Regions from separate parts of the Homo sapiens genome. Here all the other regions are linked to region 3. The links are chromatin loops, found by intact Hi-C in ENCODE. Cell type or tissue: Calu3. All regions are shown on one strand.

Evidence for each region. A loop is a pair of places that touch in the nucleus more often than their neighbours do. Peaks named below come from ENCODE experiments on the same cell type or tissue, not always from the same donor. Only the 100,000 strongest peaks of a DNase experiment are listed, where the experiment ranks them.
Region 1: it touches region 3 in a loop (4-fold over the local background); 2 of 110 quality-filtered maps call a loop at or near these places.
Region 2: it touches region 3 in a loop (7-fold over the local background); 10 of 110 quality-filtered maps call a loop at or near these places.

What each region holds. Positions count from the first base shown.
Region 1 is chr3:193,037,828-193,045,827 of GRCh38, forward strand. No RefSeq gene overlaps it. Among named protein-coding and RNA genes, the nearest start is that of MB21D2, 120 kb to the left of the region's middle. In Calu3, a CTCF peak has its summit at 3,445 (motif pointing left); a DNase peak (open chromatin) is centred at 3,484.
Region 2 is chr3:192,808,342-192,816,341 of GRCh38, forward strand. The region is part of intron 1 of MB21D2 (Mab-21 domain containing 2); the gene reads right to left. Among named protein-coding and RNA genes, the nearest start is that of FGF12, 85 kb to the left of the region's middle. In Calu3, a CTCF peak has its summit at 4,593 (motif pointing right); a DNase peak (open chromatin) is centred at 4,590.
Region 3 is chr3:193,125,022-193,133,021 of GRCh38, forward strand. No RefSeq gene overlaps it. Among named protein-coding and RNA genes, the nearest start is that of PLAAT1, 110 kb to the right of the region's middle. In Calu3, no CTCF peak of the experiment used is centred here; a DNase peak (open chromatin) is centred at 4,790.

The sequences.
Region 1 (8,000 bases), 87 kb before region 3:
CCCTAGCCCCCTCACCCCCCAACAGGCCTTGGTGTGTGATGTTCCTCTCCCTGTGTCCATGTGTTCTCATTATTCAACTCCCACTTATGAGTTAGAACATGCGATGTTTGGTTTTCTGTTTTGTGTTAGTTTGCTGAGAATTATGGTTTCCAGCTTCATCCATGTCCCTGCAAAATACATTAATCTATCCTTTTTTATGGCTGCATAGTATTCCATGGTGTATATATGCCACATTTTCTTTATCCAGTATATCATTGATGGGCATTTGAGTTGGTTCCAAGTCTTTGCTATTGAGAACAGTGCCGCAATAAACATACGTGTGCATGTGTCTTTATAGTAGAATGATTTATAATCCTATGGGTATATACCCAGTAATAGGATTGCCTTATTGTTTTAATTGTTCACCTGGCGCTGCTTATTTACACTGAGTCTTCCCTTCCTGAAATACTGCTTGTCTTTCCATTTATTCAGGTCTTTGTTTATGCATTTTCATAAGTAATATAGTTCTTGCATTTCTAGAAATTTTACAGTTTTGGTTGCTGTTGTGATTGTGATTTTTATTTTGTATTTTCTAATTGGCTTTGCTAATGTGTAGGAAAGCTATTGATCTTCAATCTAACTACATTGCTGAACTCCTAATCTTTATACTTAAAAAAATTGATTCTTGTGGATTTTCTAGATAGGTGATCATATTAACTGAAAAAATATCTCAGCTTTTTCGCCATAATAATAGATTTGTTTGTTCCTTTATTTTGTCTTGTTACTGGATAAGATCTCTAGGATGATGTCAAATAAGAGTGGTGATTGTAGAGGGCATCTTTAACTCATTTTGTATCTAACTGGAAATGTTTCTAATGTTATTATGAAATTTACTTTAGGTTCTTGGTACAGGGCCTCTTTCTAGTATGGGAATTTTCTGTTGGCTTTTAATCAATCAGGAATAGCTGTTCAATTTTATCAAAAATTTTTTTTTCTGCACTAATTTTGGTTCCTGTTGAGATTACCTTAGTTTAACTTATTTTTTTTTTGGTTAATGTAGTGAATTACATGAATGAAATTTCTGCTCATGCCATTTTGTACTCCTCTTACTGGCTTACCAGTTTTAATCTTTTAAAATGGTACTTGTTTGCATGCCTGCCACCCTCCTCATCCCCCCAAAAAAAACCCTGAAAGTTCCTTGAAAACCATGTAACTTTCATGTTGTGGATTCTCAATTAATGTTGATTGATACATCTTTATAAAAATTTACATTTATTATGTCAGCTGAGTAATACTGCAGCCATGCAGTTAGATATTATTCTTAAGTTTTAAATATTATAAACTGAAGTTTGGCTTTGAGGACTCAAACCAGGTTAGAGCGAGGGCTAGGTCCAGAGCTAGGTCTCAAATTTAAGTTCTGTTACTTAAGGGCAAATGCTCTTTTTGCTGATTCATGGATAAAAATGTTCTTAGATCTGTGGCATTCATCATCAGAGGCAGTGTTCACATTTTCCACATTTGTTGGAGACCCTGGGCAGCTCCGAAATGGTGTTCTCACTACCTGAATGGTAGTGAATGATGCTTCCTAACTGAAGGGGAAAGGATTGATCTGGTGATCGTTTTCATATTAGGCCCCATTATTGACCAATACTCAACCAGCCCGATTCAAGTGCTGTTATAAATACATACAGCAAAATGAGTTTCATTAAAAGACTCTTGATGCTCCTTACAGGGGCCTGATACTGAATCCCAGGCAATTATCAAAACTTGACTTCTTTTAGAATCACAGAAGGTCAAAGTTGGCAGGGCCCTTAGAGCTAATCCGTGCCACCATCCTTGAGCCCTCCTCACCCCCCACTTTTAATAGATGGGTAAAATGAGATTCAGGGGAAAAAATGACTTTCGCAAGTCATGTTATGCATTACCAAATATCTCAGGAGGTCTAGAACTACCTTATTTTAATATGGTTTAATTATTTGTTTGCTCTCACAGACAAAAGAAAGGGTTAGCTGTGTAATCTTTGCTCCTTACTCTGAGATAGCAGGGCACTTAAGTGGATGTTGGGCAAAAATCAGATCCATTTTAAAACAAATTTGGAAATGAAAATGGTGGCAGTGGTAACTGTCAATTGCATGGGCTTCAGGGGAAGTTTTGTAGACCTAGATACTTTCCCAGCTCCTACCAGGGAGGCGATGATCATAGAGATTGAATCCCAAGTGGAGTCCTGGTCTTTTTCTTAGTGAAACCAGATCTGATATGCTGTTGATTTTGGATTCACAGCCTTTTGTCACCATGTAAATAATAATTCCTTAAATTAAAAAATCTTCTTTTATTGTCCCAACATGTGATAAAACAATAAGTATCAATTGGACTGTACTTCATAGCGGACACGTTTCATCACAGCACCAGCATTATTGTATTATCCTCACTGTCAAGACGGAAAGCAAAACCAAGTCTAGGGAACACTTTGGTTCCCCAAGTAGAGTACTGGAAAGCAATTTTTTTTAAAAGGTGGTTAAAATGACTTGCCACAAGCCTATTTAGTTTCACTAGACACACTGCAAAGATATTTAGTTAGATGTAGTCTCTGTTCTCTGAAACTTTAGTTTTGCAATATATCCAGAAGATTGTCATATTGCCATAAGAAGTAACAGGAAATAATATATTTTAACAAACTCAAACATTATGTTAATAAACATACATATAAATAAATAAGGCTTTTAAAAATGGTGAGGTATAGGGTGTTTTGGGTGTGTGTGTGGTGGAATAGGTTATGAAACATCACAAATTTTGATGTGAAATAATAAGTAGAATATATTCCCTCCAGAAAACCTCACCACCCTCCTCTCACTCTGATCTTTTTTTTTTTTTTTTTGCATTTTCAGGACCCCCAATTCAGTTGATGGTATTGTTGCTTATTCATGTTGATATGTTATTTTGTAACCATTTTCAAGTTGTTTCATACTTGATCTTCCTAACAAGACTTACTGTAAGATCCTGAAAAATATGACCAGATTTGTAATTTTATCCAGAATCTCTGCAGCTAGAAGGTGTTCAGTTAATGCACATGTTTGAATATGGTAATGTGGATTAACATGTGGGAGACACAGAGACAATCCAACAAAAACATTAATCAGATCCAAAATGTACATCTCTGCTTCAAACACCAGACAACAATAAAGGCATTTTAAAAGGCTCCAGCAAATGGGAGGCTCAGAGAAGGGCTTATGCTGCAGTGGTGGGGCAGGAGAGCAAATGATTTTCCCCTAATTGAGCTTCTAAGAAGACTTTGTTCCCTGTAACTTTTCTATATATTCATCTCCCTGTAGTTTAAAACAACATAAGACAAACAAGAATAAGGGTCTTCAACTCATATACCTCCCCATGAGATTTCCTTGGTTGCCTGAAGAAGTCTCCAGAAAATACCTGTTAGAGGTAACACAGGCAGGAAATGCCTAGCAAACAAAATGCTGCCACCTTCTGGTAAAATAGTACAGAATATTTTCTCCCCCTGTCATTTTTACACACACACACACACACACACACACACACGAATTATCCTAGTAACAATAACATTTATATCATGCTTTATAGCTAGCAAACACTTACATGTGCATGATCTCATTTAATGCTCACAAAATCCTTATGAGGTAGCTTTTATTACCCACATTTGACAGAAAAAGCAACTGAGGTTCTCAGAGAGTATGTCACTTCCAGAAGGTCACACAGTGATTGGCAGATGCATACTTAAACCTTAACACAAGTGAACCTGCATTATGCTTTAACACAAATGAAGAGTGAACCATTATTTCATGCATTGACAAATACTAAACACATCGGCCATGCACTCAGCAGCAATGTGTGGAGTCTTTTGTCTGATCACATCATATCACAGCTTTGTATTACAGTATGTGACTAACACATCTTTCTTTCTGGCTCTGCAGAGTGCAACAGTGTCCCTGTGAACTGAATTTTAGGAGATGGGGATAGAGTGGGGATAGAGCAAACCCTTCTCTGTCACCCTTGAACCAGGCAAGATACACATTCTACTCTTTTACCCTTAACATTTTCTCAGTAATCTTAAAATGCAAATTGGTGTCCTTTTAATAATTCAAAATCCATAGTACTGGCTCCCATGCCCAGCTTCATATCCCATGGCATGCCCCATGCACCCTATCTCATGCATGAACCCTGGTCATTCTTTTTCAGATGTTAGGTACTTTTAGCAGCTTTTCCATTTGACTCTGCTTAGCAATATCCTATTCATCCTTCAATACTACCTCCTCTATTAATGCTTCCCTGATCTCTTTAATGCATATTCAGTGCCTTCCCAGCCACCAGTGAGGCTTAGTTCCTTCAGTTTTTATGATAGCTTATTGTTTTCCTTTCTATGAGTCTGTCTCACTAGTGTGTCCACCTAGAAGGTAGAGAACGATCCTCATTAATTTCTATAACCCCCAACAAAACTCTGTATAAGTGTTCAGTAAATATTTGACTGTTATTGAATTGTCATAGAAAAGCCTGTAAGCACCACCTGATTGTAAGAGCTAGGGTAAATTTTACTAAAATGAGGAGCATAAGGGAGCTGTGTGATAGTCATTGCTTATAAAATCAAGGAGAGACTAGCAAAGGTAGGAATCCCACCTCCATTCTCACATTTATTCTTCTCTGTGCAGGACCAATAATTTTTAGAAAGATGTTTCTAAATTTCCTTCCTTCCCCATCCTTAGCTGTGCACCAAATTGTCAAATTCCTGCCAAGAGAAAGCATTCCTGTTAGAGTCCCCTGTTGGATTGACAGTATTTGCAATCAGAATATTGATCTCCAAGAAGGCTTTTCTGGTCCTGTGCCTATACAATATTGGCTGCAGGATAATACTCATGTACATATTCTAGTGGAATTCTAGCTTTGTTATGAGATTTCTCTTCACTTTTTTTTTTTTTAGATGGAGTTTTGCTCTTATTGCCCAGGCTGGAGTGCAATGGCATGGTCTCAGCTCACTGCAACTTCCGCCTCCGGGATTCAAGTGATTCTCCTGCCTCAGCCTCCCAGGTAGCTGGAATTACAGGCTCCCGCCACCATGCCCGGCTAATTTTTGTGTTTTTAGTAGAGACGGGGTTTCACCATGTTGGCCAGACTGGTCTCGAACTCCTGACCTCAGGTGACCCACCCACTTTGGCCTCCCAAAGTGCTGGGATTACAGGCGTGAGGCACCACGCCTGGCCTTCTCTCTCATTTTTATTTTGAAGTAATTTTTAACCCAGAAAAGTTGCAGAAATAGTATGAAGAATTCCCATAATTTATTCCCATTAATTTATACTATGGTCTTTTTGGAGGGCATTTTGCATCTAAAAAATGATTTACCAACATACAAGGATATTAAAAGCATTATTCATGATAGCAAAAATTGGGAATGACCTAAATATTTCAAAAAAGAGGATTAGCTACATAATTATATCAAAATGATGAATTTTCAGTCATTAAAAATAAAATTATTTAAAAATATTTACAGGGAAATGCTCAATATATTATTTTCCTGGTGCTGCCATAACAAAATACCATAGACCTTGTAACATAAACAACAGAAATTGATTTATCACAGTTCTGGAGAACAAAAGTCCAAGATCAGGGTGCCAGCAGGGTTGCTGTCTCCTGAGGCCTCTGTCCTTGGCTTGCAGCTGGCCTCCTTCTTGCTGTGTTTTCACATGGTCCTTTCTCTGTGTTTGTACATTCTTGGTGTCTCTCCCTTTTCTTTTTTCTTTTTTTTTTTAAGATGGAGTCTCACTCTGTCACCCAGGTTGGAGTGCAGTGGCATGATCTCGGCTCACTGCATCCTCTGTCTCCTGGGTTCAAACGATTCTCCTGCCTCAGCCTCCTGAGTAGCTGGGACTACAGGTGCGCACCACCATGCCCAGCTAATTTTTGTATTTTTAGTAGAGACGTGGTTTCACCATGTTGATCAGGCTGGTCTCGAACTCCTGACCTCGTGATCTACACACCTCAGCCTCCTAAAGTGCTGGGATTACAGGCGTGAGCCACTGCGCCCTTTCTCTCCCTTTTCTTATAAGGACACCAGTCATGTTGGAACAGGGCTTCACCCTTACCACCTCATTGAACTGCAATTACCTCTTTAAAGGCCCTTTCTCCAAATGCAGTCATATTAGGAGTGAGGACTTCCGCATAGGAATTTGGAGGAAACACAATTCAGTCTATAACACTCAAGACACTTAAGTGAAAAAATGTATGTCATAAGCCATGTTTATAATGTGACTTTGATTTTTCAAACACATACACATGTATACAGAAGACAAATAGTGTGGAAGTTTACATGTCAAAATTTTAACAGTTGATATTTCTAAATTGTGAGATTATGAGTCACATTAATTTACTTTCTACTGTATTGCATTTTCCAATTTTCCATAATAAACTACCATTACTCCTTTAGTTAGAAAAGAATAGATTATAAGTAGCACAAAATACTTTTTAAAAAGCTTAAAGTTTTTTCAAATATATTAACATATTTGATCTCTGTAACAATGCTATGAGGCAAGAATGGGAACAATGTTTTTGAATTCATACATAACAAAATTGAGGCTCAGAAGAGTTAAGTCATGTGGCCAAGTAGCCTAATAATCAGAATAGGTCTTCTGAGTATTAATCCAATCTCTCCATTATACCACAATTCTTTAAAATACCTTCCTTCAGCCTGGGTGTGGTAGCTCACACCTGTAATCCCAGCACTTTGGGAGGCCAAGGTTGGATAATCACTTGAGTGCAGAAGTTTGAGACCAACCTGGGTAACATGGCAAAACGCTGTCTGTACAAAAAATAAAAAAAATTAGCCAGGCATGGTGGTGTAAACCTGTAGTCCCAGTTACTTAGGAGGCTAAAGTGGGAGGATCACTTGAGCCTGGGTGGTTGAGGCTGCAGTAAGCCATGATCTTACCACTGCACTCCAGCCTGGGCAACAGAGTGAGACCCTGTCTCAAAAATAAATAAAACAATAAATATTAAAATATCTTCCTTTAATAAACAAAGAAAAATCTAACAATGCTCTTTATTCCCAACAATTTATTAATGACACATATGAAAGTAGAAGAAATAATAACAATAACAGCAGTAATATGTTTCATGGAGATCGTTTAAGCTTAGTCTTAAATTGAAATATTTGGGATAAAATATATATAAATATATAGTGACTTGGAGATCATTTAAGCTTAGTCTTAAATTGAAAGATTTGGGATAAAAATATATATAAATATACAGTGACTGGGTATATACCCAAAGGAATGTAGGTCATGCCATCATAAAGACACATGCACATGTATGTTCTTGCAGCACTATTCACTACAGCAAACACATGGAATCAACCTAAATGTCCATGAGTGGTAGACTGGATAAAGAAAATGCAGTACGTATACACCATGGAATACTATGCAGCCATACAACGGAGGCCATTATCCTTAGCAAACTAATGCAGGAACAGAAAATTAAATATTTCACATTCTCACTTATAAGCAGGAGCTAAATGATGAGAACACATGGACACATAGAGAGGAACAGCAGGCACAGGGGCCTACCTGAGGGTGGAGGGTAGGAGGAAGGAGAGGATCAGGAAAAATAACTAATGAGTATTAGGCTTAACACCTGGGTGACAAAATAATCTGTACAACAAATCCCTGTGACATAAGTTTACATAAATAACAAACCTGCACATGTACTCCTGAACTTAAAAGTTAAAAAAAGAAATGTAAGTTTCATACAAAAAAAATGAATAAGTAGCAACCTGGGATGAAAATTGTCACTGAGTTTTTTACTCCACAGCACGTTCTTATTGTTGTCCATCTATGAAGATGAAGCATGGAGACTCCTTTACGAGACTCTACTGGGTATTTCAATAGGTATTCCTACCTGTGAGAATGCATGCATGGACCACTCCTCTAGGCAGAGGCTCCTCATCTGGAGGAGTGAAAGGAGAATTAGGGAGACAAGAAATTATTACAAGAGTTCCAGAGATCTTG
Region 2 (8,000 bases), 320 kb before region 3:
AAATGCACAAGAGGAAGAAGAGGAGTGAAAATTATTTAGCCTGAAAAATGGAAAATTCAAAAAGGCTATGAGAGCCATCTTCAAATATCTGATAAGCTGTGCTAGTACAGAAGAAATGGAATTTGCCTACATGGTTTCACTAAGCAGAACATATAGAGAGAAGTTTTCAGTGTAATGTTGTAAAGTCATCCATCCGGCAGAATTTTCTAGCAATGCTGCCTGTGGAGGCAGTACCTTTCCTATCCCAAGAGAGGATCAATCAGAATCTTCAGCAGGGATGGAGTCTCAGTATAGATGTCTTCCGAGGTGGCTGCCCATCCCAAGAACCTACTACTTAAGACAGACAACTATAACGTAGACTTCTATAGCCACCTATGACCATCCAGTGTGGGCCCAGTCACAGTGGCTGTAAGAAGACCATAATCTGAGCATTACGCCCAAAGGCTGGATGCTGCCCTTCCTTCTCATCTGGCCTACTCTATGTCATTTGTAAACTGCAGCCCTGCTGCTGTCACATCCTCCAGCCGACTTCACCAGTTTTACAAAGAGATAACTAGCACCAGCAATGACACACATAACAGCAAAAGAAGAGCTGAGTTTATAGTACACATTTGAAGTACATACATCTCATGACAAGGACTCTCTGAGAAGGGCACAAACATTCATGCCACTACCATGCACTACGGCACAGGCCAAATGCTTACCTGTGTCATCTCGTTCAATCTTCTTGGCCCTTTCAAGTGGGCAATAGTGTCCCCCTTCCCTTTTTTTTTGACATGGAGTCTCGCTCTGTCCCCAGGCTGGAGTGCAGTGGCACAATCTTGGCTCACTGCAACCTCCATCTCCCTGGCTCAAGCAATTCTCCTGTCTCAGCCTCCCGAGTAGCTGGAACTACAGGCACGCATCACCACATCTGGCTAATTTTTGTATTTTTAGTAGAGATGGGGTTTCACCGTATTGGCCAGGATGGTCTGGATCTTTTGACCTCGTGATCCGCCTTGCCTAGGCCTCCCAAAGTGCTGGGATTACAGGCGTGAGCCACCATGCCCAGCCTAGTGTCCCCATTTTACAGATAAGGAAATTAAGAAAAATAGCAGCCAAATAAATTGTTTATGGCCATGATAGCTGACCTGGGATCCAAATTCAAGTTGATCCTATGCTGCTTTCCTGCATTAAATGGGCTTTCCTAGGAGAGAATAAACAATGTAATACCTTGGGCCTTTGGAACTGCCACATAAACTGTATAGGAAACAGTAAGTAGAAATTTATTTCTCCATCCAAAAATGGAACAAATTCTATTTTGGAGTAAACAGATTTCTAGAGCAGATTAAAAACTGACTTTAGTCATCTCTGGGGAATAAAGTATATGAGCAAATGGGTCAAGGATCATAGGAAAGAGACGATTATAGATGACATTATAAAAAGATACTTAGTGCTGAGACACACAGCTATGTGGGTGCACACGTGTGCGTGTGCATCTGTGTTGCACACTTAGCTCTTGGACAACTTTCAGAGAACATTCCACAAGTGTTTTAATCACAACAGCATCCCTGAAATTCTTTCAGGCTCCCAGAACAAACTCTGAAAATATTCCCACATATTCAGATGCGTAGTCTAATTTGTTATTTTAACCCAACATCAGAGCCTTAATTTGAAGGTCATATCCCCTAAGTTTATACTACTAGGTTGAGGAGACAGGTGGAGGTAGCCAGGAACATGACTGCCAAAAACATACTAACCACAAGGCCAGAAACTTTTATTGAACTCTAATGGAAGAAAGTCTTTTCCCTTTACAGACACAGCAGTACCTATTACAGTCACATTTTGTCTCTGTACAAAACCCTTATCGGGTACACTGGGACATGAAGAAAGAATTCTGTGTCTTCTCTAAAAACAAAAACTGGTATCCATCAAACTGTGATAAGAGATAATGCTCCTTGTAACAAGCACCCTAAAAAAAGGTGTCACTATCCATGTAAAAGAGACCTTGAATCGGTGATCTACATTACACATTTGAATTTGCTAAACTAGCTTTAAAATGATCCCAATTTATATAAAGAAGCCTCCTCTAAAGGACTTACAAACTATCGAATTTGCTAAACTAGCTTTAAAATGATCCCAATTTATATAAAGAAGCCTCCTCTAAAGGACTTACAAACTATCACTGGCTAGTCAAAGAAGACCCTGTCTTACTTTAGACGAGTTTACTAACTTGTTTTACTGTTTACTTTAGAAATTTTCAAACATATACAATAGTAGATATAATAGTAAAATAAATTCCCATGTATCCATCACCTAACTTCAACAATTATGTTTGCCATTCTTATTTCATTTATCCCATTTTTTTGGCATAATATGTTAAGGTAAATCCCAGACAACCTATCATTTTACCCATAAACATCACTTTCTCAATTAGACACAGACATTTGTCTAAAGACTTTTTAAGTATAACCACCATTCTCATATCTAAACAAAATTAATAGTTCCTATTATTACAGACCTCACTTGAATTTACATTTTTCCTAATATATGAGTATGCTTGTGTGTGTGTGTGTGTGCGCACGCACATGTGCGTATGACTTTGTTGATATCCTGCCCTGTGTCCCCAGCCCATCCCTGGGTTCACTTGCAGCTGTGACAGGCAGTCCCCGAGATGTTCCCAGCCCCTCTCCTCAAGTGCCAGTGACTCTGCCCCTCTGCCTAAGGGCATTCTCTCTCCAGCCACTGCCAGGAAGTGCAGGGGAGTTAATGCAAGAGAACTGACACCATTGGGGCGACTGTCAACCACTGGGGCAGAATCAGTAGATAAATGCCCTAGCTTCCCCAGACTCTGTGGGCGATTCTACATTGGGTTCTATACAACCTCTCAGATGAACCCATTCAATAGCTTATTAATAGACAGAATCTTTATTGGCTTTTCTCTCATCTGTCTCAATTGCTGTATTCCCTCACTCCTGTTTCTTTGTGTCACCTCCCAAGTGAACTACCACAGCAGAGTAATTCTTGTTTCTGGAACTGTAGTGGGTGGGGGGTGTAAAGCAGGGACAGACAGGCTCAGGTCTGTTAATAATTCTTGATGACATTACATTTCATATGGACAACTGGCCATGAGGAGCCTGGAAGCCTAAGCTACTGGTAAGGGATTACTTGCTCTTTCCCACAATCAGTTATAGATCCATTACAAGTCTTATAAAACTAGATCTGAGAACAATTCTCAAAAAGAGTTCATTAGCCTTCACAGATCAGCAAGCTTGCTTTTCTGTGCATTTACAGCTAGCATCTTCCTGATTATTTCTTGCTTTGTTGTTATCTCAATTCTCCTCACTTCCCAAGGGACATTTTAAGACCTCTGGAAAGCTTTGGAGAGGTGAAAATCCATATATTTTTCAGATACAGGCATTTCTTTCTTAAATTCCAAAGAGAACAATGGGGATTAAGGTTGGGGAGGGTGGATTAAAAAAAAGAACTCACTCCAGGAACCAACCATCAGAGTGGAGCTTTGTTCAAACAGACCTTACTTATACATGAAAGCCTCAAGCCAAATTTAAAGACCAAAACAAAGTTTCTCTTTCAGCCTCTGTTGAGGATTATTCTGTCTCTATTCCTCTAAATTGTACAGAAATACTTCTAAATGATATATTTAGTTTCTTCATTCAATCACCTTTGTCCGTACTTTCTTTTGTGTGTGTGCGTGTTTTGTTTTTTTTGCTTTTTTATTTTTTTGGAGATGGAGTCTCACTCTGTTGCTCAGGCTGGAGGGTAGTGGCACAATCTTGGCTCACTGCAACCTCTGCCTCCCAGGTTCAAGCAATTCTCCTGCCTCAGCCTCCCGAGTAGCTGGGACTACAGATGTGCGCCACCACGCCCGGCTAATTTTTGTATTTTCAGTAGAGACAGGGTTTCACCATGTTGGTCAGGCTGGTCTCAAACTCCTGACCTCCCAACTGGCCTCCCAAGCTGCTGGGATTACAGGCGTGAGCCACCATGCCCGGCCTGTACTTTTTTTAGTGTAGTGTTTACACTAATTATCAATTATGTGTTTACCTGTCAGTGTCCCTCTGATGACTTGTGTATCTCCCACCCTAACACAAGAGAAGTTCAGCAGAGTAAGCTGAATCAGTAAATAGATGGTGGAGCCTAATGACAAAGTTTTCTGAAATAAACTCTATCTTTATGGTGGATGAAACTGTCAGGTGATATACTTCGACTGACAACACTGTCATTGTGAGACATGATGAAAGACTCCAGATCCTCTATATCTGCAAGCAAGGGACTCATATCACATTCTCAGAAGAGATGAAGGAGAAGCTAGGGGCTTGTTCATGAACTATACTGTAACTACACAGACACGTCTCCTCTTGTTCTTTGAGGATAATTTAGCTCTAGGACATTCTCCAAAGCACCAATTTTTAGTCAACAACCTCATCAGGGAAGCAGGAGAAAAGTTACTATATAACTATAGTGTGATCTAAGATCAAAGTCTAATACCTAATTTCTAAAAAGATTAAAACCATGTATTTTTTCCCTTGATGCATACGTGGAGAACCTATAAATAAATGGATTCCTTACTAAGCCATTCCCAAAAACTGCCAGGAGATGGCATCCACACTCTACTCATTTACTAAGAGTTTCTAGCTGGGCTTGGACGTCTTACAATCTTAGAATAAAATCTTTGGGGAAACAAGCTGATCAACGGGCTAAAATGTGATAAGACTACATTAAAAGCATCAGTCCCAGGCCTATTTACTTTGAGGTTCCACCCAGTGACTTGTAACTTTTCTGTTTAGTTTCCCTGAGAAAATCCTCCTGATAATTTAGAAGCTGAAGGGATCATCTAGGTTGAGCCAAGACTGAAAGATGCTTTGTCTTGGCAAGCAACATGGCTGACAATGGGTTCCCAATGCATATTCAGGAGCTCTTTGCAAGGCAGAGTTGTCCGCTTGCACTTACTGCAGTTAATTTTTTTTTTTTTTTTTTAATGAACAAAGCTTCAGTTTCCAGGAATAAAAGAAAAAGAAGTCAGAGGAAACAGTCTTTGATGTTATGAGGCTGAGACACTACTCTTCCTTCAGGACTATTTCATTCTGACTATAAGTGAATAAATACATTGAAGACTTCAGGAGCTCAGAAGATTAATAAAAAGAAAATGTTTTAACCTATCTTCCATCAAGTCTAAATAAACAATATATATATTGTATGACGCTTTGCAGTTTCCAGAGAATGGCCACAATCATTTTCCCATTTGTTCCCTATAATTACTTGATGAACAGCTCTAGAATTCTCATTGTAGGGATGTGGAGGCTGAGGCTCCTAGCCCTAAGTAACTAGTCAAGATGAGTATACAAAGTATCCACCTAGTTCTCCGGCCTAAACCAGACTAAAACTAATCTGACCACACACAATTATTTTGAAGGAAAGATAGAGGGATCATTTTTTTTCCCATCAAGTTGTCAATTTGTTGTAAGGTGGGAGAAAGGGCTCAAAATGTAAGGTGTGCTCTATTGGGAGGAATCTATGATGGTTATAGCCAGACTGCCTGGGTTACTGATAAGATTCCCTTCTTTCCTTACCTATGCCAGCAAAATAAACACACATCTTTGATGAAAAATAACTTGTCTTTAAGTGTCAATAACCAAGTGCTTAATAGCTATTAATCAATTTTCCACATGGCTTATTAACAATGACCTCCTGCTTCTATTGTTTTTGCCTTCGTTTAAATAAGTAAATGTTATTTCAAATACTAATTTCCTCAATCTAGTTTTCAAATAACAAATCAGTAATATCCTAAAAACATGCTAGTTTGAAAAATAATGATATGTTAATAAGTCTTAGAAGTATTTCCATCGTATAAAGTTGGAATGTTTGATACATCCAGAAGTTCAGATTAGTACAGCTACACCCATCCCTGTAATTTAAGAAAGGACTAAGGGATCAAATGAGTTTTTCCAAGGACAACAGACATGAAAAAAAAAATACTGACAGGCTAACAGACTAATAAAGAGCTGAATCTGCTGAGACAGAATTGCCTACCTGATAACTGTTTTCAGTATCTGGGTAAAAACATACTCTATTGTTTGAGCTTGAAAATGTTCGGATCAAAAGAAATCAGACTTGAAATAACCAGCCAAAGCCCTCTGCAGAAGTAGAAATTTGCAGTTTAAAAGCACGGGTAGATCATTTAAAAGAGGACAAAGCTGCAGTGTTTTTAAATCCATGCCTGCTCAATTAAAAAAAGTCTTGGGCGGGCGCGGTGGCTCACACCTGTAATCCCAGCACTTTGGGAGGCCAAGGTGGGCAGATCACGAGGTCAGGAGATCGAGACCATCCTGGCTAACACGGTGAAACCCTGTCTCTACTAAAAAAAATACAAAAAATTACCCAGGCGTGGTGGTGGACGCCTTTAGTCCCAGCTACTGGGGAGGCTGAGGCAGGAGAATGGCGTGAACCCAGGAGGTGGAGCTTGCAGTGAGCTGAGATTGTGCCACTGCATTCCAGCCTGGGCGACAGAGCGAGACTCCATCCCAAAAAAAAAAAAAAAATTCTTAGACAAAGTCAAAGATGAGTCTCATAATGCTGACATGGGAAAGTCATACTTTGAGAGATGGCTTCTTTCATCTACTTTCCCCCAACCATCTAAAAATGGAGCAAGTCAGTGGATGAACAGTGTGGCATTCAAACATTCTAGCCAGAAATTATTAACCAAATGATGGCTACTAAGGGAGAAATAAGAGTTTCTTTAATTTCATAGTATTAAAGGATGTTGTTTGAATAAGTTAAAATTCGCTAAGTCTTGGTCTCCAGAGAATGAAGTTTAAGTTATATATGTGTTCCCCACACAAAGAATGAATAAATTGGAGCTTACTGGAGCCAGAACTGACTTTCAAGGTTATTTATTCCAACTGCCATGGTATGTATGAGGTTGCTAAGGCCCAGAAAGCAAAGGTGACACAGCACTGAACCTGGCACAGGTGCCAGAAATAGAACCCAAAGTACTTGACTCTCAATCCAGAACTCCCTGCTTCATATGTGGGTCTCAAACCGAGAGGCTTGTTAAAAATGCAGGTTCCCATGTCTCACCCCACAAGGATGGAAGCATAATCTCCAAGGAGACATGTGTTTAGCAATGTTGAAATGCTTTTAAAAATTGAGTCTGCCTCTCTCTCAATTTCAAAGCAGAAAGTTTAACTGCATGAAATCAGGAAAGGCAAAGCTGTCAAGTTAGAGGAAGGAATTTACTGTCTCAGTAATTCTCTAAGATCTTGAAGAGCTGAGATTGGCTACTTTTCAAATCAGGGAAGACAACTTTGGCGGGCTTTTGGAAACATGATAGTAATTGAGATTCAGGAGGGATGTGACAGGTCTCATTCTGTACAATTGGGGAATTCATTCATCTCTAACCACCCAGGTATTCATTTAGTTTGAAAGAAAATGATGTATTTGTGCTAGATTTCTGCTATTTTTTCAGGGCCCGTATCTTCCTCTACCCATCAGATAGGGATGGATTTTTGTCCTCTATTCAATCTCAAGCATAGATAAAGTGATTGCATCACCAGCCGAATCCTTAAGGACAATTGGCGCCCATACCACACTTGGCTTGGGAGCACATATATGGGTCAGTGAGTATCAAGTGTGGAGCTGACTTGGCAGCCAAGCAATAAACCTGCAGTGATGGGCACAATTACAGCTCAGTTCTCAAAACCAAAGATCACACAGTTTGAATAGAGGTGTACAATTTCCAAAGCTATCAATTGTCCCAGGGTTGAATTGAGAGACGACGACAGATTAAATGCAGACAGCTGTATTTATATTGTGTCCCTTCCAAAAGTCCAGTTTGGGTTTTATAGTGAAGTGGCAAAAAGACGAGAGGACAATTTTTTTTTTTAAAAAAAAAGATGGTTCCGACTTGAGAAAGGTTATTAAAGGACTCAGGTGTGCTACGATTGTGAGATGCAAAAATCCCATTTTTAAGATAGTGACAAAAATGACATTTTGTACACAGA
Region 3 (8,000 bases):
CATAATAATTAGCATGTGTTAAAAATCAGCAGTGTGCTCTGCACCACGTGAGGAAGCTGGAAGAGCGCCCTGCCTGTTCAGTGTCCATCTAACTGAGTGAGACACGGGGAGGAACGAGGGACTGGAATCATAGGAAGCTAGTACTTACTGCTAACATTTATGAGCGCTGCATGAACATACATGAGTTATCTTGTTTTTTTTTTTTCTCCCCAAAGTCTCAATGAAATGAATGATCATTACTATCCTTTTGCAGCTGAGGAAACCAGGCTTACAGAGATCAAGTAAAATGCCCAAGGCCACACAGAAAATTAGTGTCAGAGCTAGGACTTGAACGCAGGTTTGTCTGATTCTAAGTCCAGGTATGTGAGTCCCTGGCAGCACCATGGGGTGACCGCTGACCTGTGTATGGCTTACTAGATTATTGGGTTCAAGTCTCTGTGGTAGTACAGATGTCAAACACACAAAGGCACTCCCTTGAAAGCAAAGGCTTTTAAATGATCGATAAGCCATCAAAAGTGACCTCATAATGCTGGAAGTGGGCCATCACCAAATCACTGTGGGACATTTTCTCATAATGCCTTCCAGAAACACGTAGAATGTTAGAGTTCATGGTCTACACTGCTTGGACACCTAGATTTGGATTTCAGTATGAGAACTGAGGTGATCAGGAGCAAGATACCTTACTCCAACCTTCGGTGCTTCCAGCCCAGCTTACATTGACCACCTACACCCTTGCATCTCTACAGCCCACATACTGAGCTGAACAGAGCACACTAAGGAAAGGAGAGAGGACCTAGAAACATGGGCATTTTTAAATTGGAGATAAAAAAGCAACCTTATTATCTGGTGCAGGTGACCATAGAATTTCCTTTTCAATAGCTCCATTACTAACTGGTCCATTATCTCTTCTGTTTTTTTTTAATTAACTACAATTATTCAATTTTATTTTTACCTAAGTCACTCAAGCACCCAGTTAGAACAAAAACAATGTAATGCTGAGATGTGTTTTTTATAAAAAATAGTTAGCTCCCTACCCTACAGCTCCAACACTCCCAAAAGGAATTGCTTTTACCTTTTCCTTTTGACTTTCTCTTACTGCAAATGAGAGTTTAGTGTTCTTATAAACCCTCTACATCCTGGCACTTCCATCTTCCTAACATAGTTTTATTTTGGGTATGGTTAAAAAAATCATTATGACTATTTCCCATTTGACATTATTGTATTAATTTTTTTCAAGCACCTCACCAGATCTGACACTATACTGAGTGTACCCTCCCACAACACACTCACCTGCTTTTCCCTGGAGACTCCCCTTCCAGAGCTTCCCCCTTCTTGCCGCCGTATGGACTGTTTGCCCTCCAGCCTGCTACACGGCTGATGTCCTGGACATCCCCCTGTTCAGCTCCTGATTTTTAAGTTTGCTTTATCTTCTTTGTCAGCATTCTTCCCTTGTCTGGCCAAAAAACATCCCACAGTCACTGAATGGTGTCCCAGAAAGGAGAGTTCATCGTCTGTCTTTCAGCTTTAACCAAAACACCTCTAGTGACAAGGAACTGACTCACTCTCTGTTATAGTGACATTCTGGCTATTCCACCTAAATGCTAAAATGTTTTTCATTTATTCTTAATACCTAAACATTTTTAATGATCTGTTACCGAGATATTTGTCCCGATGTATCCTCAAATTTTCTAGTCTCTCTTGTCAATTTTCCACATGATTTTCAAATTAAAAGGCTTTAGCTCCTATCCAGCATGCTGTGGCAAGCTCAATATGTTTCTTGGCCAGTGGTGTCCTTGAAGTTCTACACTGTCAGTCTTTGGGATCAGACTCACACCATCTCAGCACCTGATGATGAACTCCAGCCTCTCAGCTGGCTATTCTCTCCCCTCTACTGGGACTAACTAGAGGATAGCAATAACCTTTCTCGTATGGTTTGGTGTATCAATAACCTTCCTATGAATTGGTGGAGTGGGAATTCATCATTCAACGGCATGCCAGTTCAGTAACATTGCAATGTAGAAACTCCCCATCCCCTGAAATTCTTTTGTCCTCTTCTGTTCTAATCTCCTGCGTACCTAAATTTTCCCTATTTTCTCTGAACATATGCCTAAATCATATGTCTACCCTATACCTAAGGCCGTTGTCAAAGCTTCTTTTGTCACCTTGCTACTGAGCCCCAATTCCCATCATGACCCCTCTCATACTTGACAGAGTCCTTGAATGACTCTTTTGCCCTATACTCCTGTTGCATTCGCCTTGTATCCTTGTCCTCTTCCCATAAGCTAAACTCCCCCTAGTCCTTGCATCACACCTCAGAACCAAGGAGGATTCATGGTCCACTTGTCTTTGGACATGATATCTGGCCCATTCTTTGAGATTTTTACTTCTGCTTCTATTTGTTTCAAGCGCCTACCAGTTCTTCTTAACTCTTGGCCTCAGCCAAGGGGTGGAATACTTTAAGCTTTCTCCCCAAACTATGAGCTTAATTCGCTTTTCAGAAACTCCTGAGAAAGAAATCAGAAAGTCCTTCATGTTGTCTTAAAGCATCTCAGGAAAACTTGTTTAGAATATGGGCGAAGTATGTAATAGTTCATATGGGTTGGTTTTTGAAGTACCAGGAAAAGGGCCCTTCCCAAAGAAATGTTATCCACTCAGTATTCACAGTGCCCCAAACTCTAAACAGCCTTTAACCAGATAGTGGTTCTCAACCCTGGCTGAAAATTTGAAGTTCCTGGGGAAGTTTTAAGCAATGTCAATGCGTAGCTTCACACTCTGAGATTCAAATTTAATGAATCATCATGAGACTTGATCATCAGTTTTTTGTTTGTTTGATTTTGTTTTTGAGAGATAGGGTCTCACTCTGTCACACAGGCTAAAGTGCAGTGGTACAATCATGGCTCACTGCAGCCTTGAACTCCCAGGTGCATGACACCATGCCTGGGTGATTGTATTTTTGGTAGAGAAGTGGTCTCACCATGTTGCCCAGGCTGGTCTCAAACTCCTGGGCTCCAGCGATCTGCCTGCCTTGGCCTCCCAAAGTGCTGGGATTACAGGTGTGAGCCACCGTGCCTAGCTCAGATCATCAGTATTTTTAGAAAGATTTCCAGGTGATTCTAATGCACAGTGAAACCTGTGAATCATTGCACTTTAGGATAAGAGTAAAGCTTACTATGTAAATCACTCTGTGGAAACACACTGCCAGTGATGCTGACATTCACATGATTAATGTGTCTTCTGACTGGGGGCAATCAGACAGGTTCAGGGAAACAGAACAGAGAGTATCACCAAGAATGGACTTTGCCAAAGATGAGTCTTAGTCTCTACCTAGAAAATGAACGTATTGTATTCATCACCCTACCTTATATGACCTTGGCCTACTAGCTTGTCATACCTCAGTAATAGGGGCTATGGGAGAAAAGAATGAGTTGGGACAGGGAGAGGGATAAATATAGCCTTAAGGCTGCTACTCCTTAGGGAAGAGGGGATCTGGCCTGGAATTTGAATATAACATCCAGTGTGGCAAACTTGTGTATAATTGGGACTTGTTTTGTTAACCAAAACATCTAACCTGCAGGTGATATGCTGTGCTCATAACGGGGGTTGGGGTGTTTATTTGGGATTCTAGGGAATAGGACATGTTTGAAGCAGGATCCTAGCAGAGTACTTCCCTTGACCTGCCCTGGCCCCTGTGGATGGTGAGGGCTAAGTAGATTTTTAGGGCTTCAGTCAAGTGGGCTGTGGGTCAGGGCCAGTGCTATTCCCAGTGTGTAAGTGGAGTACAAATGGTATGGAACCTCCCCATTGTCATACGGTCTAGGTAAAGGAGGCAGAGGAGGGGAGAGCTATCACTCTGGATACAGGATGATCCGGGGGAAATGAGTGATAAAGCTTGTGATGGCAAGAAAAACCCAGGTAATATTCTTTTTTTTTTATCATGTGAGTGGGAAGATTCATGCTTCTTCCTTTATTTTTTTAAATTTTACTTTAAGTTCTGGGATACATGTGCAGAACGTGCAGGTTTGTTATATAGGTATACACGTGCCATGGTGGTTTCCTGCACCTATCAACCCGTCATCTAGCTATTAAACCCTGCATGCTTTAGGTATTTGTTCTCTCCCTCCACTTGTTCCCCACCCCACTAGAGGCCCCGTTGTATGAAGTTCCCCTCCCTGTGTCCATGTGTTCTCATTGTTCAACTCCCACTTATGAGTGAGAACATGTGGTGTTTGGTTTTCTGTTGCTGTGTTCCTTTGCTGAGAATGATAAGCCCGGATAATATTCTTACAAGCATCCCCTTATTAAATTTTTTATGTATATGGAATGATTATCTTTTTCTGCAGTTTAAAGTCATAGTAGTTCTAGCAGGTAAGTTATTTTTTCTCTATGCCTCAGTTTCCTTAACACAGCATGATGACATTTCCAGATAATTTCTAAGGTTCCCTGAAATATAGCATTCTAAGAGTCTATATATTAGCAAAACATAATTGCACAAGCATGGGAAAGGTTACAGTGATCATCAGTCCTAACTGTTCACAGGTTTCTCCTATTCAGCTATAATTCATTATTCGCCATTTTAGAGCTTCTTGCTAGTCCTCTTAAAAATCACATAATGCAATACAAATACCCATAATATAAATTTTGTTGGAGAAATATCAAGGACTTTGACTTTCTCCTTCAGGAGAGAAAGCTAAGCGACCAAGAGACCAATGAATCATATTTAATTGCAAAAATAAAAAAAAGAGCGAGATGAATTCTAAGTAGCAAAGGTGATCTCGCCCTCTTCTGGACAAAAGCCACAGAGGTGCTGGGAAGCAGGTTAGGCAAGACAAAGAAGGGAAACCAATTTTAGAGGAAAGATTTTCGAAAATGAGGATGTGGGGGTATTAGCTAAAAATAATGGAAGATAATAAGTACAGGCTGTTCCTTAGCACACAGAAATCAGACAATTAAGGGCCATATCTGTATTCTTTCCCTGATGCCTATGAGGGTCATAAAGCTTGAATGGCAGCTAGTAACATTCTTAGGAGGATAGGGTAATGTCCAAAGCAACTTTTTCTTCAACTGTAATACTTTTGTGCAGGTGGACTCAAGTTAAAGGGAACAATGAGAACAAAAGGAGTCATAAGAGGTGGTAAGTCTGAGAGACCACTGGGTTGTGAAAGCTGTAAGGTCTCAGACTGCATGACATTCACATACCCAACACCTCACAAGAACTCAGTCCATAACACAGTAGATGCTCTGAATGAATGAATGAATGAATGAATGAATGATTAATCTCAAGCAATTTGCCTTGAAGAGGTAGACGGAAGGATGGGCTGCAGTGATATTATGGGTGATGAATGAATGAGCTGGATTTCAGGTTATGTGCTGGAAGGACTATTTCTATCTTAGCCACATGCATGGGTTACCACCCATTGATCAGCAGTGTGGAGTGGGAGGCAAAGGTGGAAAGAGAAGTAACGCAAAGCTTGTTGCTTGATGATTGTGATTGTTCTTCATCCCCTAGTCTTGGGCATTCACTGGCTACTTTCCCAAAACAATCTGTCAAACAAATTAGACTCTGGGAGAAATTCAATAATGCTAAATATTCAATGGTAACTCTAATAAAATATTTGTCTTAAATTTAAGCCAAAAGTCCTTCAGAAATTTAGTATCTCCTTCCAGCTGGAGCCAAACAGTCATAAGACTTCCCATAATAAGTGAGCCCTCTGTCTGCCCGAGGAAATTCACCCATTATACGCATGGGATAGTCACGTGATGCTGTACTGTATTCCTCCTTTGTGAGTTTGTTTCCATTTTTTCCTTTCGGATATGAGGAAGTAAGCCTAGTCTAGGATCCTAAAGACTGGAGTCTTGCTGTTTATTAGTTGTGTATCCTTAGGTAAATCTCCAAGTTTTCTAATTTGTTAAACAAACATAACAGATTATTGTGGGAATTAAATTTTCTAAAAACTCTGCAAAGTCATTCCATAAAAATTGGGGTGTAATTCTAACAAATGACCTAAAAGACCCTTCTGTCATAGCCTGTGCTTATCTCTTCAGTCTCCTCTTGTGTTTCTCTCCCTTTGCTCATTCACTTCCTGTTACACAGGCCTTCTTTCTAGTGCTCAAATATCAACCTCTCTCCCACATCGGGACTGAAATGCTTTCCCCCTAACACCCTCTGCTTTCTCTTTCCCATCTTGCTCTCAGCTCATATAACATCTTTTATTCAAAGAAGGTTTTTCTATTCACCCCACCAAATGTTTCACACTGGTACATTTCATTCCTACCACCAACTGGTCATAGACCACCACATTATCCTGTTTTATTTTCTTGGTACTAATTATCACCATTTGAATTTATTCTAATTTGTTTGCTTACTTGTTCTTTAGTTGTCTCCCTCCAACTAATAATATAAACACGAATACAGCAGAGACCTTATACCACTTGTACCTAAAATAATGTCTGGCAGGTACATTGTAGATGGTGAATAAACATTTGAATTAAAGTAGCAAATCCATGAATTAAAATATTTGAATGACAAGAATTTATAAACTGTGAAGTGCTATACACATGTAAGGTGGTATTTACTTCTGTGGAGAGGTTGCTATAAGTGAAACAACAGGGGGAAGAATGCCAGATTTGAATTTTAAATTGGCTATTTTTCGTAGGACAAGTCATTCCTTTGCTTCTATGTACATTGGTTCTCTCACCTGAAAAGTGAGAAAAAATGATATTTATCTCATAGACTATTTTGATACTGAGATTTAATACAGGCAAAATCACTGTGAACGTTAAAAATTGCTCATGTAAGTTTTAGCCATTCTCCTACATATGATCCTAAGCTTTGGAAATGGGGAAATTCTTAATATCTTCTTTATTTCAAAAGAGCAAGAGTTTTGGGTGACATTGGTGCAAAATTGTGAAGGGAGTTTATTGTACCCAAACTTTCCCCCAAATCATTAAACTTCTGTGGTCCATGGCTTCATTTGCATTAGGTACATACATCTGTATGTCCTAATTAGAATCATTGGCAAGAATCTTCAGGAAGGAGTTTAGCCTTTTGCCCTCAAGAAAGAAGTTAATTCTTTCCAAAACAGCCACCTCATTTTTTATGCTGCAGAAGACAGGTAGCAAAGGCATTAATGTTGCTTAAGGATATCAGACTAAGTAGTCGGATTAACATCAATTTACAAATAAAGCAGGATAAGCCATTTTAAATAAGGTGCATTATATTTTATTTAGCAACAACTCTTTGCCTCTTCTATGTGTGTGTGATGACAACCATTCTAATGCTTTCACAAAGAAGCCTGCCTGAAAAGGAAGAAAAAAAGGATGAGTGTGCCCGTACTTGATTTGAGTGTGTGTGCTGTGCTTCTGTGTTGAAATCCAGATGTGCTTCACAGGCTACACAAATCCATTCCAAATGTTCGGCCTCATCCTTTGACTCTAGGGGAAACTTAGTGCTTGATTGACTCACTACCCTCCAGCACAAGACTTAGAAGCAGGAAGTCTGGTTTAGGTAGTGAGTCTGACATTTATGACCCATGTGGGACCTTAGGCTACCATTTTTATTCCCTTAGCTTTAAATCCCTCTGCTGCAAAATGAAGATAAAATTGACATCTGCCCCATGGGTAGGGATGGGAGGAAATAATGTGGGGGAAAACACTTTGTAAAAGGTGAAGTGCCATGTAAATGCCTCACATTCTAAATCTTGCCCTCTTCCGGCTTGAACCTTCTGCCTCAAGGAATTATCATGCTGCTTCCCTAGGCAGATGGGTTTGCTGCACTCAAGGACCTGAGTGCTCCTAGGGAAGGGAAATACATGGCACAGGTGCAGCTTTCCTTATTCCTGAGCCCCACAGTCAGCATTGCTAATTGATCACTACACTTTTTCCTACCAAGTCTGGACCCAATCTCAAAATCCCTCTCATAACATTCCAGGAGCTACCATCAATTGTTGGAGTAGGCATGGGAGGATAAAGCTGATTGGCCATCTCTGTTAAGCCTCTAAGAC